2 separate regions of the Homo sapiens genome follow, and region 1 is linked to region 2. Evidence: chromatin contacts called from ENCODE Hi-C or POLR2A ChIA-PET data. All regions are on one chromosome and are shown on one strand. Each heading gives the region's core, a stretch centred on a gene start or an enhancer-like site at or near the end of the contact. The rest is flanking DNA. Distances are from core to core; before and after follow the strand shown.

Region 1 (5,724 bases), core at 2,220-4,719, 180 kb after region 2:
GGTAAAGCAAGACATACAGGGACTTCCTCAAGAGTATGGTCTGTCCCTAATTCTCCAATTAAACTACAAATCATTGTCCTCCCTTTTCAAGTTCACATCTTTAAAAGACTGGTAAGAGCTGCTCTCCTTGATGAAGCGGGTGGCCGGTTTCAGACCCAACTGGATGTGGACAGAGGAAAAGCTACCACTGGCCTTCTTGGGACTCTCTGGGTGAACCTCGGGGATTCAGTGGAGAGAGATCCCTTGCCCAGATCCTCCTGCATCCTACCAACCGATCCTCAGCCTCTGAGGCCACCAGGCGGCTCCTGAACCTCAGCATGGGTGGGGTGCCTTGGGCTTTTCAAGGAGACTCTTGGTCAATTCAACAAAAGTTCAATTGCCAAAGGACCAATTTGCTAAATGGCAATTCTTTGAGTTCATGAAATTCACAAATTTCATAAGAATTATTTGAATATTCTCCATAAATATCTGTTTCTTAACAGCAATTTAAAGAATATTCAATTTGTCAAAAGCTCAGAGGCCTAGAATGGTTTAGTTACCTTATAAATATGTTCTTTTTGAATATATTTTAATGTGTCATTTTAATGAAAATATTTTCTTTTTCTTATGAATATATTTGTAAGAAATATATTCATGAAAATATATTTAATCAAATAAGAATACATTCCTAATGCATAGTTACTAACACATTCAGGCAGAACACAATCAGATGTTCATGGAGAACATAGTCATTGAATATGTTTCAAAAAATCATTGTTTCAAAACAAGGTTTTGACCTATTGGCAAATTCAAAGAACTGGTGAAATGACTCCTAAGTAAGTTGACTTTCAGAGAATTGGCTGCTTCTCATGAGGGAAAATCAATTTCTGCTTCTTGTTGTCATCTGTTTACAATTTGATTCTGAGAACTTCTAGAACAGTGGTTCTCAAACATGAACGTGCATTAAAATCACTGCAAAGCTTGGCTGAACTGCCAATTCTTGGATGATGCCCCAAAGGATTCTGGTTCTAGGTGGGGCAGAGCCCAGGAATCAGCTTGTTGAGTACAATTCCAAGGTCACTCAGACACCACCAGTTCCCACACCTCACTTTGGGAGCAAGTTGAGCGTAATGAAGAAAATGGTTAATCATGAGATGTTGCTATAATATTCTAAGGTAGGATTTTTTTCCTTCTCTTAGTGTGCTTGAAAATTACATCCAGCCTTAACACTAATATTGTAAGATAATCAAATTACCTACATCTCACCATTCTTTTTGTGTGTTTGAGACAGGACCTGTCTGTATCACCCAGGCTCTGTATCACAAGTATAGCTCACTGCAGCCTCAAACTCCTGGACTCAAGTGATCCTCCCACCTCAGCCTCCAGAGTAGCTACGACTACAAGCTCACACCACCAATCCCACCTATTTTTTGTAGAGACAGATCTTGCTATATGGCCCAGGCCAGTCTCGAGCTTCTGGCCTCAAGTGATCCTCTTGCCTTGGCTTCCCAATGTGCTAGATTATAGGTGTGAGCCACCGTGCTTGGCACCTATACCTCATTATCCTAACATAATTATCTTTTGCAAACAGCCTTCAACATGCATGCCAACTGATTGCCAAAGGTACATACTGATTTATATTCTACCTTTTCTGTTTACTATGATATAAGAGACATCTTCCACTATGTGGCAAAGGCATTGTCATTATCATTTCTAATGTTTAAATAATATACCACACACAGATTTCCTATAACTTGCACAATTAGTCCTCTAATATTTTATATCTTCTATGTGCTGTATCATTTCCAATTTTTAAGCACAGTGAACATCTTCAAACATGTAGGTTTTTTTTGCTTCTGTTGAATAATTTTTATAGAATTCATTTCCAGAACTGGAATTAGTGGTGTGGTAGGAATCTACAGTGGTTCCCTACAGTGAGAACGCAGTAGAATAAGGACCAAAGACCATTCCTGGGATGACATGAAACATGAATATTGTAATCCCCTATTAAGCCACTTTCTTGAAGCTCTAGGATAAAGGTCACAGTTGGTTTTACAGATCAATTTAAGGTCAGATCATTGAAGAAGTTAGACAAGCAGGGGTTATGAGCTTCTTATAGAATCATGATTTTAATGTAGCATGTGGGGAAGACCTGAGACACTACAGGTACTTAATGTGTTCCAGTATTTGATGCATAATAAAGATACTGCACTTAGCTCATTAACAGCCTGGCATAATTGAATTGCATCATTAAATCATTAACACTCCTTGCCACACCACCCAACATGTCTGGGAACTATCCAGAGGCGTCCCATTGAGTCCTAAGACCTTGGGAAGAGTAGAGCCAACTCCCCCAATTCTCATCCTGCCCTTCCCCAGCTGCTCCACCAGTAGAAGAGGGAAGTGGAGGTCTGGATGTAAGGAAGACCATTAGCCAAGTCTCACCTCCTACCTAGGGCTGCAGTTGTGACAGTGTGCCGAGGAACCACGGAAAACCGGGAGGAAAAAAACTGGTTGCTCTCCAGATGTGTAATGTGAGGAAGTTATTCTGATCTCGCTTCCTCGAAGATGGGATCTTTGTCTTATTGACACCTCAGTAGGTGTTCCACAAATGGTTGTCCACAGAGTGAATGAATGGATGGCCTTTGCCTAGGCTCATACTGATACCCCAGGCTGCCTCTCCCTGATGTATTCTGTAGGGGGCACTCTCACTTCTGCCTTCGCCGCAGCCACCACTGGAGAAGTAGGCACCTGTGTCTCCATCCTGGGCAGCGCTGGTCTTGGCTTTACTTATCTCCTGGATCTGGTGTTTTGAACCTGACAAAAGGCAGGCATGTGGGTACATTAAAGCACAAACAATGTGCAGTACGTTTATTTGCTGGATGACCATTCCAGCCATTCCAAAGTCCCACTTGAGTGGGGCATTACAGGAACATCCTCCGTCTAGAAATCTGAGCCCTGGTTCTTCTTCTTCAACTGTCTTCTCTATCTCATTCCACCCTGCTTGAGTTCTCCCGCCTGACTGTGCAAGCAGCCTCTCCCTTCAGACCTCTACCTCCTCTTCTGAGATCCAACTACCGCAGCTAGGAAGTCCATTGTAAACCCAGAACCAAGGATGTTTTCCTTTTCCCTGTTTCCTGCTTTTCAACAATGCACAAAACCTCTTTGAGCCTCAGACTGGACTGCCCAAGACCCACCTCCTACAGCACCTAAATCTTCAGCTCTTATTCTCCAGCAATAAGAAATCAGTTCCATACACGTTAAGAGCTTTGGTCCCGGGCCTCAGACCAGATCATTGGTCCCATCAACCTCAGACCATATGTTCACGTGAGGACAGCAGGTGGGAGGCCACCTGCCTTCCCCCATCTGCTTGCCCTGCCTGGGATACTGAAACACAGGTAAAAAGTGGAGAGGCATCTTCCTGTCCCAGCCCAGCTGCTGAGAGGTGAACTAGAGAGGGCGGCCTCGATCCAGTCGGCCCAGATTGAGGCCCAGACTCAGACACCTCCGGGTTCCCACGCTCAGGCAGCAGGCCTGAAGCAGAACTGGTTTCATAATCTCACCTCTGCCCAGTGCTTTTTGCAAAATGATCTGCCATTTGGTTCCCACATCACAATCATACTATTTATCTATGCAAAACAGCACCTCATTAAAAAAGGATGAAACACATCACCATTGGCCCAACCCCTCATTAAGGTATAACGCACAGGCCCTAGGCACACCCAGGGTGGAACCAGCACCCAGACTGGCCAGGGTGTTAGGCCCATGTCACTAGCTCTGTCCCCACCCTCACCCCATTCCTCCTAAGTGAGCTGTGCTGCTCCTCAAATCTGTGTGGTGAGAGATGACAGAGAAGGAGTCCTTTGGAACTGAGAGATGGGTTCACGGGGGGAGCCCCTCCTCCAAGAGGCCTTCTCCCCTGAACTATTATCTCTACTTAAACCTCTTCCTCTTGCCTTCAGCCCAGCTTCTACAATGATATTTGCTGACTACTGACATATTTTTACCTTTGTTTCTCACTAGAACGGAAGGGCCCTGAGCAGATGAACCGTATTATGTTTTTCAGGGCCTAAACCAGTGTTTGGCACACCGTAGGTGTTCAGGAAATACTTGCAAAATGCTCAATTTAATTTTTGACTTCATGATAAGGAATTCCATGATTGTTTTTCTGCCAGATGGTTCCCCTCCCATTCTCACTGGAGATACACCACCCCTTTGGTTGTGTTAAGCAATGCTTTCTACCCTTGACACCCAGGGTCTCAGGAATAAAAGTTGAAATGCTTGCATTTTGAAGAATAATCTCATGCTTTTTGTATTATCTCAATGACTTTAATTTACTGTGCAACATTTAGGACATACAGAAAAGAAATAAGAAAAATATCACAGCCATGTACTCACCACCCAACTTGAAAACACCCAAAGCATGATCACTACAACAGAAGATCCCAGGCAATTCTGATGCCAGGCACCTATCCCCCTTTCTCTCCTTCAGAGGAACCTATATCTCAAACGTGATGACCATCTGAATTTTTTACAGTTAATTTTTTAATGTAATAGATATGAGGTTTGCCATCGGTGTGTCCTTCAGGCTGAAGTCAGACTGTGTTCTCAACCCGGCCCGGCCCGCACACCGCACCTGCTCTGTGCCCCAGTTTCTCTATCTGTAAAGTGGTGATAATAATACCCGTCTCTTCCCCACTTCTCTGAGTGTGCAGATGAGTGAGATAAATGTAAAGTGCTTGGAGCGTCAGGAGAGAGAGGCTTTAGACAACCCCAAGCAGGTAAGTAGTGCAGGAAGCGCCAGCAGGCCTCCACCATGGGTTTCTCATGGCCGAGAAGGGTGTGCTGATCTGCTCACCTGCCTGCGCCCCGACCCCGGACACCAGCTCATTCACACCAGCCAGCCAGCTCCACCTTCCCTCTATGGGTAGCCCTTCTTTGGTGCTTCTGGGATCCTGGAGCTGAGACAGCCAGCAGCCCCCTCTGACCGTAGAGGACCCATTTCAGCCACAGAATTGGCAACCTCTCACTGTGCTGCCTTACGGTCCTTCCTCTCTCCTTTCCTGTCATTCTGTGTGCCAGAGTTGTGCTGTCTACACAGCAAGCTCCTAAGCAATGGTGGTGATCAGGCTATGTATACTCCCGAAGAAATGGGGAAGAAAGGGTCAGCAGCCATGTCTGAGGCTGGTGTGAACGTGCTGAGTAAACAGGCCAGCGAGATCTACAAAGTTTAAGACTCCCTGCTCCCAGGACCAAAAGAGACAAACAAGGTTGAAAAGCACAAACTCAACATTTTTAAAAACCATAAAATGAGACAATTCCCACCTAAGGCCATCTCTCATATATTCACACCAGAGGGCTTCAAGTGTGGGAATTGTGTCGGGAGAAGCAGAGCAAAAGCTGGCTAGCCGGTCCACAAGGCTCGAGATGGGGGATACGAAGGTAGGATGGTCAATGGACAGAGGCCAGAGGCAGAGGCTCATCCAAGACATCACTTGACTAAACCAGTAGAGACCTCTGAAGCAGTACAACAGTGTGGTCAAAGAAAATGGCAAGCTTGGTAGGTAAAAGAGTTTGCTGACACAGATGTTATCTACAGTGGAGAAGTCACTGTCATTAGAAAATATTCCCCCATTTGCTAAATGCTTTCAGCACTCCAGCCGGAGAGGCGATTCAGAACGCTGATGTTGCAGATAAGTGCAAGGATGGGAGGAGCTGCGGCTCCCGTCCTTCAATCTCAAGAAT
Region 2 (5,831 bases), core at 2,024-4,523:
AGTGGGCTTTGATGTCTACCCTCCACTACAAGAAAAAGCATTTGTAGGAATGCCTCTTGGTGTATGTGGGGGACTGCCCCTTAGTATAGGGAAAGTTGTCCTCCATACACAAAGGTTTTGTATCCTGCAAGTGCTGTATTTTCTATCTGTGTTTGGTTGAAAAAACAAAAACCTACATATAAGTAGACCCAGGCAGTTCAAGTCCATGTTGTTCAAGGGTCAAATGTATTCCTATAAAGCAAAACAAAGAAGCATATTGCTTAGGAATGTGTCTGTCGTGCTCAAAATGGAGTGAATATCAATGGTCTGGTGGCATCAAAATGGCCAGTTCTGTGACAGTAAAAGAGGTTTGTGTCTTATTTAATCTTTTGATAATAATAACAGCTATGGTGTATCACAGCTTTACCAAGTACCAGACACTGTTCTAAGGGCTTTGCATGGTTCACTCACTCCTTACGTCATCCCTCGGTGGCAGGTGCTGTAATTATCCTTATATTGCAGACAAGGACATTGAGACAGAGGTCAAGCCACCTTCCCAAGGGCACACATGGCATCTGCACTGCTCCTGACCGACCGACAGAGAGAGCTGCTGTCACGATCCTCAAATGAGCTATGCATGTCAAAAGTTTAAAAATAAAAAAGATAAAAACATGCACAAAATTTAAAAAGTAAACCATTTCAGGCTGGACAGACTGAAACTGAGAGATGGCCAGAGAAGAGTATGAAAGATAAATCTATGGACAGAGTAAACCCTGACTGGCTTGAAATTAGGGCCCTTACTCCTCCACACTCCTGACGGGTTGGTTCAAGACCAAGAAATAGAAGCACATTGTGAGTTCTACGCTGCTGCCCTGGGAAACACACAGGCTAAACACACCCACAGGCTCGAGCTGGCTTTGAAGTTGTGCCTAACAGATCCGAGATGCATGATGAAGGAATGTTCTGGATGCGTTCTTCTGAGATTTTAGAACTGAGTTAACTCACGTTCTCCTACAAACTGTCCCTTGTAGTCGCTGTTCAGAAGGATTCCAGGCTGCCTGTGTCAATGATTTGACCCCACAGGATGGTTCTTTTTTAGGTTCTGACAGGGAGCAGAAATGAGTTTTTTGACTCAAGAAGATGGACGTAGCTGTAGTTCTTTAAAAACCATTTATGTGATTTCCAGTGTTTTCTCTGAGGCAGGTCTCCAACGATTTCTCTCCAGCATGTGGCAGAGACCACCAGCTGCTTAGCAGGCCCTCAACTGGGCCAAGAATGTTCGTGATAGGGGTTTCCACCCTTTCCATCTGTGGCCTGTGATAGGCAGAGTAATGGCCTCCCAAAGACGTCCAAGTCCTGATCCTTTGAACCTGTGCATATGTTACATGGTGAGGGAGAATTAAGGAAGCAAAAAAGGTGCTAATCAGTTGGCTTTGGGATAGAAAGCTTGTCCTTGGCCAAGCATAATCACAAGGGTCCCAGTATGTGGAAGAGAGAGGCAGAAAACTCAATGTCAGTAAAGCGATGTAAGAAAGACTCAATGGGCCATTATCAGCTTTGGAGATGGAAGGGGCCATAAGCCGAGGACTGAGGGCCACCTCTAGAAGCTGGAAAAGGCAAGCAAATGGATGTTCCTCTAGAGCCTCTAGAAAGGAACATCGCCTTCCAGATGTCTTAATTTTAGCCCAGTGAGACCCATGTCAGACTTTTGGCCTCCAGAATTATAAGATAAATTTTCCTTGCTTTAAGCCATTCCATTAGTGGTAACTTTTACAACAGCAATAAGAAAGTAATTCAAAGTTATCTGGGTTTTCAACCCTCAGGTCATAGGACCTGGAGGACATTGTCCCATGAGCTGGGAAGTGAAAATCATGGTGGTCACCTTAGCATCCTTCCCACTGACCATCTGGGAATTCTCATGGTTCTCCTGGCTAAGCCCCACCTGCATATGAGCACTTCAGCCATCAGAGTTTCCCTGCAATGGGGTCTCTTCTTGACGAGTGATGTTCCATTTCTTAGCAGTGTTGCCAGGGCCTCTCCTTAGTGTGGTCCAGACATCCTATAGCATTACAACAAGCTGCTTTTCACACCCACACTCGCCCCAAATGCCAAACACTTCCAGCCAGCACAGGGTCTGGGGGATTTTTCTCCCCTTCCAGATAGCCAGCCACAACTTCAATGAGCTCCGGCATATGGAATTAGCATGATAGAACCATGACATGCCAAGTGCCGGGAGCCAACCTGAGCCATTCTTGGGTTTGAGAAGTTATCAACTGGGAAATACTTGTGATTTACAATTTTCTTCTGTCCTCCACCATTCCATCACATGAACATCCAAGTCAAACTCCTGAGCTGGGTTAAGAAATTGGAATTCCTGAGGCTCTGGTTCAGGTTCTTACTACCTCTGTGACATTGGGAAAGTTGGTTACCATCATAGCGCCTCAGTTTTCTTATCTGTAAAATGGGGAAAATACATGAGTTAATATATGTCAAGTGCTTAGTGAACTGTCTGGGTCATGTTCAGTGCTATAAAAATGTTCATTGTTGTTGTTGCTGTTGTTTCTATCGTTGTTATTATTAAATGGGTCCCAAATCTTGAGGCAAGTCATTTGGAAAACCAGCTTGTTCGTGCTTTGCCACATATAGTCATGTGCCACATAACAATGTTTTGGTCAACAACTGACCACATACAGGACTATATAGCCTAGGTGTGTAGTAGACTATACCATCTAGGTTGTGTAAGTATACTGGACGATGTTTCCACAGCAACAAACCCACCTAATGATATATTTCTCAGAACGTGTCGTTAAGCGACATGTGACCGTATTATACGTCCAGCAATTGAGATGAATTACCGTTGCACACAGTGCTGAAGCTCAGGTGTGGACACCCTCTTTTAAAATATTTTTCCCATGAACATGTCCTCCAGGAAGCAGGCTCCAGTGTGTCACAGCCAGATGAGTGATTGTTAGGGAAGACAAAGCCTGTGTTTAGAGTTATGCAAGTATAGTGGGGAGAGGGCATCTTATTGCTGACTCACGCCCACTGGCAACCCAGCCTGATTCATCTAGACTGCTGCAGACCACTCTGCATGGAAGACCTCTGCTCAGAGGATCTCAGCCCACTGCATGGCCCACCAAGAGCCTCTGACATTCAGGCCGCTTGGTTCTTCTGGATTCAGTTCTTAGGTCCCCGAAAGTGGTAAAGGAGAGAGGAGAAAACTAGTTCATTTTCAGCCAGGAGTGGCCCCTGGCACACGGGACACTGCTTGCTTTGGACAGAGGCCACTCACAACAGGCTTCCCCTTCTGGGTGTGGTGGCCAGCCTGCCCTGACAACAGTGCGGCCTGAATCTGTGACTCTTAGCGGCTGCTTGGGACTGCTGCAAGACTCTTTGGTCTGTGACTTGCCCAAGAGAGAAGTTTCTGGGCAGAACGGGGAGCTCAGGAAAGAAGAAAGTTACATCCGCACAAAGTTTCAATTATAAAGCCCAATAATAACGATGACCAAAACAAAACAAAAAACGAAACAAAATGAAAAAGCCTACATGCTCTTTGGTATTGTTGGGACTGAAAACAATGGAACTGAGTTTCTTGACTTTTTCTTAACCTTATCCCCATGAAAGAGGTTTGAATTACAGTATTTTTCAAAGTAAAAGCCATCTGAACAGCTGCCTGAACTAACCTGGGAGCCTAGACAGTTTAGCTTCTTGACCTCTGGGATGTGGGGGAAGGGGACAAAAGGAAAGAGAGAGTAGGGGAGGAGCGAGCTCCTTCTGTTTTCTGGGCTGGCCATTTGAGGCCCATGAACCAACTGAGCTGATGTCAGACTCTGGCACTCCCACTTCCAGGAGTCACAACAAAGTGGCAGGGATCAGGGGCACCCCTGGGTCTCAGAGAAGTAGCACATTGTAGGAGAAAGAGAATATGCTGTGCAGACACACCCAGATTTGTGTTTTGCTGCTCCTTTCACTCCATGTGATTTAGACAAATTACATAACCTCTCTGCAAATAGGAAAACTTCCTTGTGCCTGTTGGTCTTGGAAGGACTGGGACTACATAATGCACCAATAGAATGTCTGGAGCACATCAGATGTACAATATATGAGCAGTAGCTATTTTTATTATTAAACACAACAACCACTTGGGCCAAAGGCCACCTAATTTGTAGAATCATTGAGCCAGAAAGAACTGCAACAAGTCAGCTCATAAAGTATGCATAGAAAGAAGCCTGGAAGGAAGTTTACTAAATATTAACAATGATTATTTCTGAGCAGTGGAATTGTAAGGATATTTGTGTTTTCTTCTTTATACTCTTTCAAATTTTCCAAATTTTCTTTAGTAAATGTGTATTTTTTTATACTGAAAAACTTTAAAACATTATTTTTTTTAAAAGTCTTCCATCTCAGTTTGTGGGCTCCAGTCAGATTGCACTAAGCCATCTAAAACCACAGTCGTCCAACCTGTTGCTAAAGCCATGAGAAAAGGCTGGCACCAACCAGTAAAGAATTCCCTCCAGTCTTCCGTACCATACATCCTGAATGGAGCATAATCCCTGCATGGTTTCTAGCCCATCATAACCTTGCTACACTGTTTCATAGAAAAACTTCAGCCATTGAGAATGATGTCATTCATCATATTTCCTCTTTCTTTGCCTTTTGCTGCCAGGAAGCCTTAAACAAATTTAATACTCAATTACAGTAATAATTAACTCAGATTTTGGGCATAATTATTTTCCCTTCTTCCTCTATGGTTTAATTTTCCCTTTATTATTCAACCAACTTATTGCATATGTGACTTTCATTGTAAACTACCTCAAGTACACTTTAAAAGTTGGACATAAATCATAAAGTATAAATAAATTAAGTTTTATCTGATCTCTTGTAAAAACCCATGATCAGCCTGTTAAAATTCATATTACTAAACATCTTGACCAGTAAATGTCAGGAGGGTGGCATGAAGAGCAAGAAAGAGAAAGCTCTGAGTCAAGGTCCATATTTAGTGGGAAAAAAAATCCTGGCAAATATAGATTTGTTCAGAACTAATTATTTACCTTTTTTTTTTTTTTTTTGAGACGGAGTCTCGCTCTGTCGCCCAGGCCGGACTGCGGACTGCAGAATTATTTACCTTTTAAAATGGGTTACTTAATACTTATTCTAGTATGTCCTGTGAGCATCTGTTGGGTGTCAGGCACAGTTTTAAATGTTATTTCATTAATTTTGTGAGGTAGGTATTATCATTTCTAGCTGAAGAATAAGAAAACTAAGAATCAAACAAGTTAGATAACTTGCTCCCAGTCTCTCAGTTAGTAAGTGATAAGTCTGCAGAAGAAACCCTGGTCCGTCCAACTCCAAGGAATTCACAACCCTATTCTGTTTCATCAAATACAGGTTTTCTTTCTCTAGGTGGGTTATGTTGAAATGGTGAACCAGGCTGAAGCCACAGGTTGACTGAGTTCTAAATCCAGAAGCACAGCTAGAGGCTCCTGTGGAATGAGAGGGACTAAAATTGCTTCAAGTGCAGTGGATTACTGGGGTTAGACTCACTTCTAAAAATGAAACACTGAAGTGGGGCTTTCTTTTTTTCTTTGTTTTTGAGACAGGATCTCACTCTGTCACCCAGGCTGGAGTGCAGTGGCACAATCTTGGCTCACTGCAACTTCCTCCTCCTAGGTTCAGGCAATTCTCCCACATCAGCCTCCCCAGCAGCTGGGACTACAGGCGCGTGCCACCACGCCAGGCTAATTTTTGTATTTTTTGGTACAGACAGGGTTTCGCCATGTTGGCCAGGCTGGTCTTGAACTCTTGACCTCAGGTCATCTGTAAGGTGGAGCTTACTAGGAAAGAACGTTGAA

What was found. Hi-C counts contacts between places; a loop is a spot of excess contacts on that map. ChIA-PET counts read pairs that join two places held with the same protein, here RNA polymerase II (POLR2A).
Region 1: a map of lower leg skin shows a loop between it and region 2 (2.5-fold over the local background). The contact joins two enhancer-like sites. A Hi-C loop is called at or near these places in 1 of 168 maps with a recorded cell type or tissue (lower leg skin). POLR2A ChIA-PET finds 5 or more read pairs at or near these places in 3 of 52 experiments (B cell, BJ and MCF 10A).

What each region holds. Positions count from the first base shown.
Region 1 is chr14:68,708,287-68,714,010 of GRCh38, forward strand. No RefSeq gene overlaps it. Among named protein-coding and RNA genes, the nearest start is that of RAD51B-AS1, 26 kb to the left of the region's middle. Within about 2 kb of position 3,470, at least 5 of the 41 ENCODE cell types and tissues checked have a DNase peak (open chromatin) inside an H3K27ac peak, as active enhancers do.
Region 2 is chr14:68,523,643-68,529,473 of GRCh38, forward strand. LOC124903334 (a long non-coding RNA gene) reads right to left here. Exons shown (of 3, transcript XR_007064223.1): 1 at 5,105-5,831; 2 at 1-5,030. It also overlaps a transcript of RAD51B not described here. Among named protein-coding and RNA genes, the nearest start is that of RAD51B-AS1, 160 kb to the right of the region's middle. RefSeq lists enhancers at 2,784-3,305, 3,306-3,826. Within about 2 kb of position 3,274, at least 21 of the 41 ENCODE cell types and tissues checked have a DNase peak (open chromatin) inside an H3K27ac peak, as active enhancers do.